Linked DNA regions of Homo sapiens: region 2 is linked to region 1. Evidence: chromatin contacts called from ENCODE Hi-C or POLR2A ChIA-PET data. All regions are on one chromosome and are shown on one strand. Each heading gives the region's core, a stretch centred on a gene start or an enhancer-like site at or near the end of the contact. The rest is flanking DNA. Distances are from core to core; before and after follow the strand shown.

Region 1 (7,410 bases), core at 3,581-6,080:
GCCCTTCTGGGTTCAAGCAATTCTCCTGCCTCAGCCTCCCTAGTAGCTAGGATTATTTAGGCGCATGCCACCATGCCTGGCTAATTTTTGTATTTTTAGTAGAGACGGGTTTTCACCATGTTGGCCAGGCTGGTCTTGAACTCCTGACCTCAGGTGATCCACCCGCCTTGGCCTCCCAAAGTGCTGGGATTACAAGCACAAATGGTTTTTATTATATCAGAGCCTCACAACCATGGTGTGATGAGAAGGCAGAACAGGGACTAGCCGACTTGTCTTTGAGGAGAGAAAATCGAGGCACAGAGGTGACATGCCCTGTGAGAAAGTGGCTGTCCTCAACAGGACATGGAACAACCAATAGCGACTGACTCACTGCACTGAAGCCAGCAGCACAGATGCGAGCCAACCGCTTTACATGAAAACACAGCAATGCAAAGAAAATGTCATCTTTCACTCCCACAGAGCTCTGAGGCATCAAAGCATTTTCACACACGTAGCCTTGCCCAGCCTCACAGTGACCCATTTTACAGATGAAAAAATTAAGGTCCAGTTTTGCCCAAGGTCACACGACTGGCAAGTGGTCAGGCTGTACTCACCTGACCTGAAAGACCACATAAGCCAACTAGCGCAGTAAGAGATTTAACAATTGCCCCCAGAGGCCGGGTTCCTCTCACAATTTGGCAAAACACTAAGAAATCAAGCTAGAGGGCTAAAAACACCGACAAAAGTTTACCTTGCAGGTAGCTTTCACTGTAAAGAATGTTTCAGGCCTTTAAAAAAAAAATCATATCACTAATTAAACCCACACTCACATATCTGAAGGACAGAAACACCTGGAATCCCCAGGCAATATGGAAAATGACCCAAATAGTAAAAGAAAGAAAACTGAAGTTCTGTGCTAGTGATCCAAATTGCAGTCTCTGATCAAAACAGACCAGAGGTTATCTGTATGGTTGAAAATACTGAATGAGCAGAAATTCCTATCACATGCCAGGAATCTATATACCACAATTTCGACCTGAGGGGGAGAAGGAGAGAAAAGGGAGAGATTTGTTTCCTTTTTAAAGGTTAAGTCACTTTCATTCCCACGTATATCATACTTTTCTTGTCATAATGCCTTTTTCTGTCAGCACCCACCAGTTGCAAATACAGGAAGAAACTGCAGAAACCCAACTGCTGAGCATGAGTGTGACCTGCTATTACCACCTGCCTGCCCGGCATGCCTTCCCCCTTCTTCTGATAAAGACCTTCCTCTTTACTTTGGGAACTGCCCTTCCCCACAACACAGGCTTCTGTGGGGGAAAGCGGAGAAGAAGGTTGACCCCTTCCTCCACCTGCTCCCACTTGTAGGTGAGTTACCTAGGACCAGCCAATCCCAGACTTTTCCCCTTGGATCCTGAAATACATGGATCTGTATCCAGAGCTGCTGGAGGCCACTCCCCACCCCACCCCACCCCTACCATCTTAAGGAACTCACAGCGATTAAAAAGTGAGGGAAAATAAAAGAGAGAGGGAGAGAGAGATGGGGAGTCCCGACAACACTGTTTGCAATCCTGACCTCAACTGTGCCTGTGGCCATCTCTCCTCCTGTCTGGAGCAGTTCTGTGAGCCAGGGCATCTCATTTGCCTTAAGCTAGATTGAACTGTGGTTTCTGTCACCTGCAACCAGAAGCATCCTGGCCAATGTAGTTACACACAGTGAAGCACAGTGGGTTAGCAGACAGGAGGCCTGGACATGAGTCCTGCTTCTGTCACCAGCTAACTCCATGATCTTTGGCAAGACACATCCTCTTACAGGACCACAGCTTCCTCATTATTAATTACAGTATTCAGAAGAGAAGTGAAGGCCCCATAGTCCCAGGGACATGGCCAAGTCCCACCCATAGAGCCAGGTTCCATTCTAGAGGTCACTCTTCAAAGAAAAGTGTGAATCTGAGCTTGTTGAGCTGACAGAACTGAGAAAGGAGGCCATGATTCCTCCCCCATCCCTTCTCTGTAGTCTGTGCAATTGCCCTCTATACTCCTGGTGTCAATAACTACTTACAGGCTGGAGGCTCCCAGCTCTGTTTCTCCAACCTGGACTCTCCTGATCTCAATGCTGATGTTCCTACAAGACCTGTCCACTAGTCTGGCCCAGAGACCCTGCCAATTCAACCTGTCTAAACCAGCATCAGCCGCTCAGCCCCGCAACCTACTCTGCTCCTGTGTTTCCTAACTCAGGGCGCAGCACAGCCAGTTATCCGGCCCCCACACGCTAGAAAGCTGAGGTTTGCCTTGGAGTCCACCCGGCACTCCCCCCTCACATCTGAATGCTCACCATGTCGGGTCACTCTTACCTGGTAAGCATCTTGAAAATCCACCCAGCCCTATTCCTAGCCCAATTCCCTTTTCCAGACCTCCATCATTCTTCTGTGAACTCCACCTGCCTCATGAATTTAAGCCTCATCTATAAGCCCATGACTCCCCAGTTTGAATCTCCAGCCCAGACAACCCTGAACTCCAGGCTCAGATAGATCAACTATATCTTTGACATCTATTCTGGGACATATAATTGGCATCTCAAAATTGATATGTCCAGAGCGAAGAGCCTGCTATTTTCTAACCCTGCTCCACCTTAGAAAGACTTCTCCATCTCAGCAACACAATTTTCCCACAAGCTAAAATTTTGGAATTCTCCCAGATTCTTCTCTCATACCAACCAACCAATCTTCAGCAAACCCCATTGGCTCTACCCTGCAGGTCTTCAAATTACATGTAGTATCTGACCACTTCTCCCCTCCTCCGCTCCACTCTGGACCACCATCTCACTTGGCTTACTACAATAGCCTCCTACTGACAGTCTCTGCTTCAGCTCCTTCCCCTTTCACTCTATTGTCCACATAGCACCATGGAGAGCCTACTGAAATCTACAACAGATGATGTCACTCCTCTGCACAAAGTCCCCAGTGGCTCCCCATGGCCTCTGAGGCTCTCCACCATCTGGCTCTGTGACTTCTCTAACGTCATCCCTTACTTGTCTCTCCCTAGCTCCCTCCCTGCTAGTGACACCTAGTCTCCTCGCTGATCTAGGAACACTTGGCTCACATTCACCTCAGGGGCTTTGCACAGGCCTCTGACTAGAATACTATCACCCCCAGGTATCTGTATGGCTGGATCCCTCGCCTCTTTGGGGGCATTACTCAAATGTCAGCTTTCTCAGGCTTTCCCTGATCATCAAAATCTCTGAAGGAAACCAGAAGATGAGGCATATTTGGGGGTGACACATTCTGGTCTCCTTTGGCTTCTTAAATGATTCTGATGCATGCCCATCCTGAGTACTTCTGTGTTCGCCTCTACCACCTATCTCATTTATCACATTCGATTTCCACTGTTGGTTGGTTTGTATTCTCCACTAGATGGTAAGTCTAGCAAAATGGTAAGGCAGCAAAAGCCGTGTTGTGCTATTCTCTGAATCGCCCAGACCTCGTGTGTGGTTGAATATTTGCAGATGAGTGAAGTCCTCACCATTTCAAGTGCTGTCTTAGCTGTGACTGGTTTTCAGTGACACTAACCACTTGGGTGATTAATTTATTAAAATATATTGTAATTACACTGAGGTAGAAACAAAAGTGAAGGGAATGTTTCTTGTTTCTGTGCTTTTGGAAACTCCCAAAAGTTTGGCACAATGGGATGACCAAGACAGGCAGGAATGGGCATGTAAAACTGACTGAGCTACATTCCAACAGTGCATGCTGCCTGAGTGCACTCTGGTGTCAGGGAAATGGCCAAGTTGTGGGAAAACTGGATGTTCCGGGTTACACGATAGGCCATCTCTTGTCGTCGGAGGAGGCGGTGGCCCCTCCCAGTTCGACACGGTCACTTTATGTTTCTAACTGATTTCTCTTAGTTCTGCAGCTGCCTCAGAAGCAGTAGGCTTGCTTGTGTGTTCATGAAAACAATAAACTGGTTCCCTCAAAGTGTGAAGAACTGAAAGTAAATGGTTCTGTTTTCTTGCCTCCTGAGCAGTTTGGACGTTTTCCATCTCAGATTTTTGCCTCGATCTGCACCAGCTCCCACGCCCGCGGGGTCCCATCTCCCCGTCCTCACTCCCAACCCCCCATCAAAGACCCTAAGCAGCCACAGCAGAATTGGGGTCTTAAAACCACACGAGGCAAGGTGATGCTAGAAGAGGAGAGCCCGGGTGGGATCTCCCTCCCAAGAGGATTGGTGGCCTGGGCAGGGACAGCCAAGCGATCGCCAAGGGCAGCAGGTGGCGGCGCCGGAAGTGGTTTGACAGCTGCGAAGCCCCTCCCGGGGTTCCAGGAGCTGGGGCTCTCGGGGCGGAAGTGAGCCAGGTGCGCGGCCCGCAGCAGGTCCGAGGGCAGCAGTCCCCGGATGGGGCGCTGAGGTTTCCGGGGGTGGGGGGGAGGAGGGCCCAGAGGGGATGAAGAGGGGCCGCCCACCCCGCCACCGCCAGGCCCTGCGCAGCGCGCGGGGAGGGGGCGGGCTGGCCTCGCGCGGGGCCCTCGGGAGTCGGGGCGCGGGAGGCCGGGGCAGCCCGGGCCCCGCTTACCTGTCCAGGGTCTCCACGCTGGGCTGCCGGGAGCCGGCGGTGGCGCCCCCCGCGGCCCGAGGAGGCCTCCTGCCGCCCGCCGGCCCCGGGTTCGGGCCCCCGCCGCCCTCGCAGCCCGCCGCCGCCGCCGCCGCCGGCCTGTCCATGGCGCGCCGAGTCCTGCCGCCTTGGGGAAGCCGCCGTCGGGACGGGAGCGGCGGCCGGGAAGGTTTCGCTGCTTGCCTCCTGCCGCCCGCTCTATACCGCCCGCCCGCCTCAGGCGGCCGCCGCCATTAGCTGTCACCTGGCGGCCCCGCGTTACCCACAAGGCCGCGCGCGCGGGGGTCGGGGGGCGGGAGCGGGGGCGGGGAGGGCGGCGCGCGGGGCCGGCGCCGGGAACCCCCACCTCGCCCAGCCCCACCTGGGCGCTCGCCCACGGAGCCTTACAGCGGGGATCTGGGACCTCCTGCTCCAGCGACCTGGGTGCGTACAGAGCCACTGGGGTTCGGAATCCCCAAACGGATTATGCGTAGCGTGCTTCACTCTATAGTCACACCGGGTTGACTGCAGAGACGTGGGGTGTAAAAAGAAGTTTGAAGACATTCAAGTATCAAAAATGATTTCCCACCTCAGTTGTCCTTCCCGGAAAAGGTATAGAACAGCTCAAGCTCCCTCGGTCTTGACATCTTGAAGCAGGAGCAATTCCGTGCATTTTAGCAATTCCTCCCCACCCCATTCTTCCCTCCACTCTCCCCCTCCATACGCACCCCGCCGCCCCGCCACAAACCCACCCCCTTGCCATCTGTAGGGCAACCAAGTGTTCTGATGCCGCCCTCGGAGCTTCCGCCCATGGTTTATGTTAAGAGTAACATTTAACTTCTGTTGATTAAAAAATCACTGCTATGAACATCAAGCCAATATCTTGGTGAGGCATTTAGGACATTTGCTTTCTGGGCTAGATTTATTTCCTTGCTCATTTTGTTTGGGTTCGAATATCCAACAGCTCATCCCCTCTCACCTCACCCCTGATTAAGTTGGGAGTGGGTGTGTGGCTCGTGATTAAGCCTCTTTGCCTGTGATTGCTCTGGGTGTAGACAGGAGGCCTGCGACCCAGGTCTGGAAAAGAAGATATAAAGGGAACAATTTGCTCACTGTTAAAAGGCAGATCTGCAGACAGGGAGTTACTCATGCCCATCCCAGACCCATCCTGCCCCACCAGCTTAATAACTTCAAACTGAACTTTGAGGATATGATGCCTGAAGCCCCGACAGCCATCTTACGCACAAGAGGAGGTGAGCCTGGGGTAAGAAGATGACAGAGTGAGGAGGGCTAGGAGGAAGGAAAGGAAGATCCCCAGACAATAATAGCTCCTATCTCACACTGGAGAATCACCGACTGCAGGTTGCTGGCTTTCTAAAATTATTAAATCAAATGGTTAACCCACTGTTATGGACTGAATGTTTTCATCCCCCTGAAGTCCATATGTTGAAGCCCTAATTCCCTGTGTGATGGTATTTGGAGATGGGGTCTTTGAGAGGCAATTAGGTCATGAGGGCCAAGCTCTAGTCTGATGGAACTGGTGCTTTTTAAGAAGGGTCACCAGAGAGCTTGATCTCATGCACTCACATGCACACACTGAGAAAAGGCCGTGTGAGTACACAGCAAGAAGGTGGCCATCTGCAAGCCAGGAACAGAGCCCTTACTAGGTCCCTGCTGGACACTTAATCTTGGACTTTCCAGCCTCCAGAGTTGTGAGAAAATTTCTGTTGTTTAAGCCACCCAGTCTATGGTATTTTGTTTTGGCAGCCTAAGCACACTAAGACACCCACTTTTAGTTGGGTATTTTGTTACAAGTAGCTGCAAGCATCTTAGCTGTGCTGAGAATTGTCAGAAAGAAAACAGTGCAACTTTAAGCATATTTTAAGTACCATATTCTTTAAGAAACATTAGGCCAAAGAGGAATTCACTGTGACACTGTCATACTTCCAATTCAGTTAAGTACACTTAGGATTTAGAGGACAGAGATGAATCTGACATATCCCTGCCTAAGATGTTCACAATCCAGTGAAGGGGACAGACAAATTAACAATGACATTACAAGTTGGCAAGTGCTATAATGGGGACAATTGCACAGGATGTGGAACACCTACCCCAATCCATAGGAGAAGAGGAGGTCAGGAAAACTTCCCCAAAAAGGTGACATAAAACTGAATCTTTAAAGATGAGTAAATCCTTGATGAGGCAAAGGAGTCAAGTTATTCCAGGCAGAAGGCACAGTTATGGGCAAAGGTGTGGATTAGTAGGTATATTAATCTGTTTTGCTTTGCTGTAAAGGAATACCAGAGACCTGGTAATTTATAAAGAAAAGAAGTTTATTTTGGCTCACAGTTCTGCAGACCGTACAAGAAGCATTGTGCTGGCATCTGCTTCTGGTAAGGGCCTCAGCAAGCTTACAATCATGGTGGAAGGCGAAGAGGAAACAGGCATGTCAAATGGTGAGAGAAGGAGCAAGTGAAAGGTGAGGGAGGCACCAGACTCTTTCAAACGACCAGCTCTTGCATGAACTCATAGAACGAGGATTCACTCATTACCACGGGGAGGGCACAAAGCCTTTCCTGAGGGGTCCACCTTCAGGATGTTCACAATCCAGTTTGCAACCCAGACACCCCTTACTCAGCCCCAACTCCAACATTAGGGCTCACATTTCAACATGAGATTTGGACGGCACAAACATCCAAACTCTATCTGTAGGTTAAATAGCTTATTATGTGCAAGAGAATGCCAAGAAATCGAGTGTTACTGGAGCATAAAGTCAGACAAGATAAGTGAGGATCTGGACTGGTGGTAGGCCAAGAAGTTTGGGCTTTGTTCTGCAGCTCACC
Region 2 (7,410 bases), core at 3,391-5,890, 2.2 Mb before region 1:
CCATGTATGCAACAAGCATTTTCAGAGCCCTAACCGCCAGGCTGGGTGCTGGGGGGATCGGCCTAGCGGAATGTTGCCAGAGCACTGCATTTCCCAAGGAGGTGCCCAGGCTCAGGCCCAAAGGAATGAAAGCATGAGTAAGGGATCGCTGGCACAAGTGGTGAAGCAAGTCCTGGTTTGGGGTTTTGGGTTTTATTTTTATTTTTATTTTTATTTCAGTTTAAAGCAGGCACTGCCTGATGTAAGCATTTTCACCAGGGATGCCGGTTCTTGTGATTAAAATCCTTGTGCTTGCTCTCTCCATAGCAACTCTTCGCCACATCAAGCTCTCTGGGAAACTGACCTAGTCATCACAAAGTGGCGTGCTGAGCCAAAGATCACAGGGACTAGACCAAGGGGCCCGGACTGGGTGCCCGAGCTGGGCCTACAGATGGGGCCAAGGCCAGGGACCACCGCCAGCAACCACCAGCAGCCTAGGGCTTGCCCACTGGCCCCAGAGGCTATGTCTCCTCTCTGACCCAGGGCGTGGCTTCAGAGCTCTGCCGCCATCTCAGCAGCAGCAGCCCCAAGGGCAGCTCTGCGGGAAGAGGGATGGCTCAGCGGGCGTTAATGAGTGGGTGAGGAATTGCTCTCTTGGCTGGCCTGGACCCACCTCCCTGCTCCAGGCAGGCACCCTCCCAGTTCCTAGCTCCCTTTTGAGGTGAGAAATGAGCACACTCCCAACAGGAAAAGCCTAGACCGTGTTTCTGAAAGTGGCCTCTGGGACCCTTCGGCAGTCAAATTCCCTGGGAGACACGCTTAAGCTGCAGATTCCTTCCTGCATTCCACCTCCGACATTGAGAGTGATACCCACAGGGCCTCTTGTCTTTTCCTTTTCCAGTCTCTTCTCCACTCAGACCTGTCCCTCCCACTTTGCTGTCAGTTCTCAGTCATTTCTGTGCCCCAGCGCCCAACACAGAAAGTGATCAAGAAAACACCTGCCAAATGCATCAATATGTGTCCCTGAGAGAAGTTAATCTGGCTCAGTTTCTAATCAATGGCACTTGAGCAAGTCCCTCTCTGTGCCTCAGTTTCCCTTTGGAAAAATGAACTGACAACAGCCCTGCCCACCCTCTGACCCATCCAAAGGCTACAAGTGAAGAAAGCTAATGAGAAATGTGGCAAAATGTTAATAGCGGGAATTCAGATAAGGCTTCAGGAGTTCTCTGCACGATTCGTACAACTTTTCTATGAGTTTTAAATCAATTCAAGGTAAAAAAAAAAAAAATTAAAGATAAAAAGTAACAACAGTGCTGGCATGGTGGCACTCGCCTGTAGTGCCAGCTACTCGGGAGGCTGAGGCACGAGGATCGCTTGAGCCCAGGAGTTGGAGGCTGCGGTGTGCTATGATCATGCCTGTGACTAGCCACTGTACACCAGCCTGGGTGACAAGGCGAGACCCCAGCTCTAACAAAAAAAAAAAAAAAAAGTGAAAACAAAAAAGAAAGCGAGTCAGACTTTAGTAGGCATGAGAAATCACCCTAAGAATTAAGTGTTCTTTAGTGAGTCACTTTAAATGTGGGTAGATACTGTTTGCATCATCAGCAGTAATTTCTAAACTGTTTTCCTCAGGTAGGGGCCCACATCCCAGTCAGCATCTCTCTCTCCACCTAGTCCCACTTCACTCCTTGCCACCACAGCCCTGAAGGAGGGCACCATAGTCCTGGCTCAGCTACCTTCCGTGACAGAGCACCTCTGTGCCAGGAACCTAGCACTTGCAGGCACCCAGTGCAGCAGGTGCTCCTGGCTTTAGCCACCCTTCAGTACTGGTGAGAAAACAGAGGCCTCAAGGGGTTGCATGAAGGGCCGAACTTTGCACAACTGGATGGTGGCTGAGCTGGGGTTTGAACCCAGGCTGACCTCTGAGCCATTCTCTTAACCACTAGGCTATGAAGGTGCCACCCTCACCTGCCACACACCTGACCAGGTGTGGGACAGTTCAGCCCCTCCTCCTCTTCCCGGCCTTTGGAAGCAATGATGGCAACCTCTCCTGAGCATCTCTCAGGGACTGGTCCCCTGATGGCACTGCCCTTGTCTTGGCATCAGCCGGTTCACTATGGGCACAGTGGTAACGAATGCAAAGTCCCTGGACTGACCCTAAACATGAGAGCCCAAAGGCCCGGACTGCAAGGGGTTGCCGCACTGGAGAGCAGCTCTCCTCTCTGGCACTGGTCCTGTCCCATGCCGCCAGGGACTGGCAGTGGGGGCAGCCTCAGGGCTCAGCAACAGAAGGAAAGCTTGTGTTACATGTGACCTGGCACCTTATAAGTTGTGGCTTGAAGCAAAACCCGCACCAAAGGGGGCAGTCACCTGTGGAAGCTTGAGTAGGGAAGGAGGAAGGCAGGCTTCTGGCTTCCAGAATGCACCGAGCCAGAATTGGGGGAGTTTGCTTGGCATGCAACTGAAGACAGTTCAGGGAACAAGTGCCGATGCCTATCGTGGCCAGGTCCTGGGCCCAGTGCTAGGGACCCAGAGTCCCTGCCCTGCCAGATCTCAGGAGGCCTTGGGGACACTGGGCAGGAAGACAAGGAGCACAAGTCAGGCTGAGGGAGGCTGAGCTGAGGCGCTGGCTGCCCCTGGCATCACTGGCCTCACGTGGGAAAGGCTTTTTCTGGAGTCTGGACTTGAGCTGAGCAGGAAGTGAGGTGGACAAGCACTGCTGCCATTTGGATTCAGATGGCAACTTCTTACTGACAGATGGCCTCTCTGTCACTCCTCAGGGCAAGGCATGGAGCTGATTTCTCTGTGGGCCCCCATATGCAGGAGCTCAGCAAGAAGTGGTTTATGATCTTTCAGGAGTAACGGGGAGGTTAGACTCCAGCAGCTCCAAAGGACGTGCGGGCCTTGACCTGGTGGCTGCCGAGCTCCTCCTCCTGCTTCCAAGCCCTTCGCCTCCAGGAAGCCTTCCCTGATCTTCCCAGCCAGGGGTGCCTCGCTGCTCCAGGACTGAGGAACCCCTAATGTTTTCATGCTACTCGGAGCTGCAACATCCTAAGTGGTCCTGGGCCACCTCTGTTGCTTGAGTCATGAGTGTCCAGAGGATGGAAATGAACAGATCTTGAGCACCTGCTGCGTGTCTGGCCCTGCACTGAGTGCCTTCCATCAGCTCCACACGGCTGAATGCACAGCATCCAGCCAGGGGCTGGGAATTGCTGGAAGGAGGGGCAGGTGAGAGGGATCTGTTCCTTCCCATCCTGAAGTGGCCTGGGAGCGATGAGGGGAACAGCGGAGGCACCAAGGCCTGCCAGAAGGCTGGCCCCTCATCTGTGCATCTGTGTCTTGGCCACTTGCTGGCCTCTGAGCTGCCCCTTGTTTTTCAGATGAGGAGCGGAGGCCCTGGGAAGGCAGGACCTCTGCAGCTCTGTTCAGGCCTATCAACCTGTGCACCCCTGCCTCCCGCCCCCAGCCAGGTACGACAGCCAGAAGTCTGAAGGGCCATGAGACCAAGGCAGGACTTAGTCCAGGTACTGAAGCCTCAAGCACTGCTGGATGGGGTGTGAGAGGCCCTCTCTCGGGGCTCACAGCTTTGGGGCCTCCCATGATGCCAAGGCTTCGTGCCGACGGCTCAGCAAGAACACAACTCCTACCATGCCTCAGATGTCCCAAAGCCGGGACACACCCACCACCTACTTTATCTGAGTCCCCAGCAGCCCTGGGTGGGAGGCAGCTTGACGTGTCACCCCCTTAAACCGACAGAGTACCCAGGTGTCCCCAGCTCAGAAGTGGCAGATCAGGCAGGAGCACCTGAGCTTTCGGCCTTTTTGTAAGGCAAGGTATCCCTCTGCCTTTCCAAAGAGGACAGACTCTTGGCTCCCTCTGCCCCCATCAAAACAATCCAGCCACAGAGCTGGTGCAGTGCCGATCCTGTCGATAACACCCAGTGACACCTGATTCGGCGCCTTCTGTCTGAGTGTGAGCAGCCACCATCCTCATGGCCCTCCCCAAGATTGCCCTGTACCCAGCACATGCACCTCACAGGCCCCAGGGCGATTGAGGGGATCCTCTGGGTGAGCCAGCCTCTGGGTCTCAGTTTCCTCATCTATAAAATGGGCACAGGGGGACGGAGGGATATGAGATTCCCTGATTCTTAAAGGCCTGCAGTCAACTCTCAGAGCATCCTGGCCCCTCGCCGTTTACTAACAATTAAACCGTGTCTTTCCTAAAGGGCAAGACAGAGGGATCAGGCTGGCAAGGGGGACACTTGCCTCTGTAGGGGACGCTGGCCTCCTCTGCCTGTCAGTCTTTTCACTCACAGCGAAAACCAGAAATCCACTGACTCCCGGGGGGAACCCGAAGAGAGATGCTTGGAGCTGGTAAGGGTTATGGATGGGGAAACTGAGGCCCTGACTTGTCCCCAGCTGGGCACGGACTGGGTGCCCCCCACTGCCTCCAAGCAGGGCCGCATCCAATGGCGACTCGACAGCCCTACCTGGCACCGGTGCCCGGCTCGTGGGGCGGGTGGAGGGTCGGGCAGTCGCAGGGCGCGGGCTCCCTCGGGTGGACGGCGCCCGGCCGGGCCGGGCCGGGCCGGGGAGGCAGGCGCGGGGCGCGGGGCGCGGTGCACAGCGGGGAGCGCGCAGGGAGGCGAGGAGGCGCGGACTGGGCTCCGCCCGCAGGAGAACAAACAGGTTTTCTCCGGCCGCCCGGAGCCTCGCCCCTCGCCCCTCCCCTCGGCCGGCCCCTTCCTCTGCCCCTCCTGGGGTAGGTAGAGGCGCCTGGCACATTCCGCACATTCTCCCGCCAGCGTCCTCCGCCCGCCCGCCCCTTCTCGGCCCCGCCCCGCGGGGCTGCTGGAGAAATCAAGTCTGGGGCTCCCCTTGTCGAGCACGGGGCGAGCTCCAGAAGGCTCTGCCGTGATGGAAAACTTCCAGGCAAATTCCTCCGGGCCCGTGGCCCCCAGGCCGGGAAGCCTCCGCCACGTGAAGGGCCCCCGCTCCTAGTTGCGCGATCTGGCCCCGGCACAGGGCCAACGACTTCCACAGATGCTGTCGGGTTAATTCAGTCGAGAACTACCGTTCCTAGATCCATTTTACAGATGGAGATCCCAGACAGGGGCGGGGAGGGGGGCGGGGGGCTGGCGGCTGAGATCATCCAGGAAGTCCTGCAGGCAGGAAAGGAGGAGAAGAGTGAGGGAGCCGCTCATCGTGGAAGGCCATCCTGGGACGGACCCGGGGCTCACAAGGCACAGCAAACGGGGCTATCTCCCAGGCTGGGCGACGAGATACAGCCAGACTCCCAGAGCCAATGCGGTTTGATGTACCTGTGTCACGCGTTGGTGCTCACCGAGTGCTTTATTGTGTGCAAGGCCCTGGGCTGGGGCTAAGGATGGAGAGAGCATGGAGGAAAGACCCCTCACCCCACGGCCTCCCAAACAGGGAGACAATTAAGCCAGCCCAAGAAATGGCATGGACTTGGCCAGGAGTTGGCCTACCAGGGTGGTAGGCTCAAAAGAATGGACCAGCTGCTTCTCCTTCATCAAGGCCTGCCAATGTGGTGTTTCCATGGCCCTCCAGTCCACCCACTTCTCCCTGTGCCTGCTGCCACCACCCTAGTCCAGACCTGGCCCCGAAGACCAGCCTCCTTGCTGGTGTCCCCCTGCCTCTGGTCTTGCCTTCCTTTCCCTCAGTCTCTACACGGAGGTCAGGTTAAAAGTTCACGTGTGTCAATATGATCAGGTGCTCTCCTGCTTGCAACTCCTCCATGGCTTCCCATTGCTCTCAGGGTAAAAGCCAGACTCCTTGAGACGACCTATCCCTGCAGGTCCAGCCACTCTTCCCTTTGTTCAATACATTACAGCCACACTGGCCTTTTTCCATTGCCTTCTGAATACATCACATGGCGCTCACCTTGGGGTGTTTGCTCCTGCTCCTCGGACTCCCTAAAATGCTCTTCATCCCCGTCGGGCTAGTGAGCTCTTAGTCATTCTTCAAGCCTCCACCCAGTGTCCGGAAAGCCTCCCCTGCCTGCCACCCAGTCGAGCTGATCACTTCCTTCTGTGCACCCCTTAGTTCCCTCAGATGACATCAATCCAGCATAGTGGCTGTCACCCTCTATTGTTCTAGATCCTGAGCTCTGGGAGGGCAGGGCCCCTTCTGATTCATCACTGGGTCACGGAGACCAGCACAGGGCATCCGAAGAATTTGCAGAAGGAAGTGATGGATGGGTGAGTGAGGCTGTGGAAGCTGTCCTCATCCTTTTCTTCTTGGGGTTCATGAGATAGGGAGAAGGCGACCCTGTGTGTGCTTAGGGGGTTGTATATAAAGTCACTTCTGTTCATGTCCGTCTCTTGCCAACAAGCATTTTTCTGCTTCCAATATTGTATGCCCCTGTCTGGTGGCCAGCAACTAACACCTCCCCTCCTCCACTGTGGCTACTGGTGGCCATGGATTTGGCTTGGCATCTTACCTCCTAAACATGTTTACTGTATGACTTAGGCTGTGTCATACTCTTTGTCTGGGTCCCAGTCCTCTTCAAGAGCCCCTAGTTTGAAAGGGTAGAAGGTAGAAGACATCATGATGGGTGAGATGTAGGGCAAGGAAGAGGGAAAAGGCAAACTTGTTCAAGAGCCCTGAGTCAGGGGTGGGGGGCCCAGCTGGAGAGCATGAGCAAATGTGGTGTCCAACGGCACGGCCAGCAAGTGAGGACTGCCCCAGGCTGGGCCGCCCCAGGGCCTCAAGCTCTTCCCATGTCCCAGGTGACTCAGTCTCTGCCCAGGCCCGATCTGTCACGACTGCTCCAGCCAAAGAGATCAGCCTTCCCTGAACCCCTCCCTCCCTGCCAGGCTGCCAGGCCCTGCAGCTGATCTTGCCTGCAAACGGGTTTGACTTGAATGGTAACTGCCCTGCCCTGCCCTGCCCACCTGTCCATTGCCCCAACAGTCTTCCACTTCCACGCCTGCCAGGGCACCTCTAGTCACCTCAGCCAGGCTTCAGGCACCTGCTGGCTTCTTCAGCCTCTTCAAGCACCAGACATGCCCAAATGACATGTACCCAGATAGACCAAGTGCTCAAATACCACCAGGACGCTGCACAAGATGCTCCCTTTGTTTGGAATGACATTTCCTCCCCAGGGACACCAGGTGGCCTCCACTTTCTCTCAGCAGTAACATTATCTCCTTCATGAACCTTCCCTTAGACCTCCCTCAAGTTCTAGGCCAAGGCTGTGGTGGCTGCTGCCTGCCTCCAGGCTGGGCTCTGTCCCTACCTGGCCTGAGCTTGGCCCTATCCTTTCCTATTCACATCTCTTGCACTTTTCCACCCATCCGCAGCTCCAAGACAGGCCAGCTCCCACCCCCTGGCTCTGGCAGAGTTCTCCTGAAGTCCCTCCAGCTTAGGCAGCAGTGCCACCTCCAGGGGACTGGACAGTCTCTTC

What was found. Hi-C counts contacts between places; a loop is a spot of excess contacts on that map. ChIA-PET counts read pairs that join two places held with the same protein, here RNA polymerase II (POLR2A).
Region 2: a map of PC-9 shows a loop between it and region 1 (17-fold over the local background). The contact joins the promoter of ZNF185 here to the promoter of MTMR1 in region 1. A Hi-C loop is called at or near these places in 1 of 168 maps with a recorded cell type or tissue (PC-9). POLR2A ChIA-PET finds 5 or more read pairs at or near these places in 1 of 52 experiments (BJ).

Annotation. Positions count from the first base shown.
Region 1 is chrX:150,690,816-150,698,225 of GRCh38, reverse strand. MTMR1 (myotubularin related protein 1) reads right to left here and starts at 4,830. Exons shown (of 16, transcript NM_001306144.3): 1 at 4,550-4,830. The coding sequence starts at 4,695. RefSeq lists enhancers at 3,287-3,366, 3,387-3,486 and silencers at 4,380-4,519, 4,830-4,899.
Region 2 is chrX:152,895,297-152,902,706 of GRCh38, reverse strand. It overlaps ZNF185 (zinc finger protein 185 with LIM domain), which reads right to left and starts at 4,640. Exons shown (of 25, transcript NM_001395254.1): 1 at 4,469-4,640. RefSeq lists enhancers at 497-1,019, 4,888-5,388.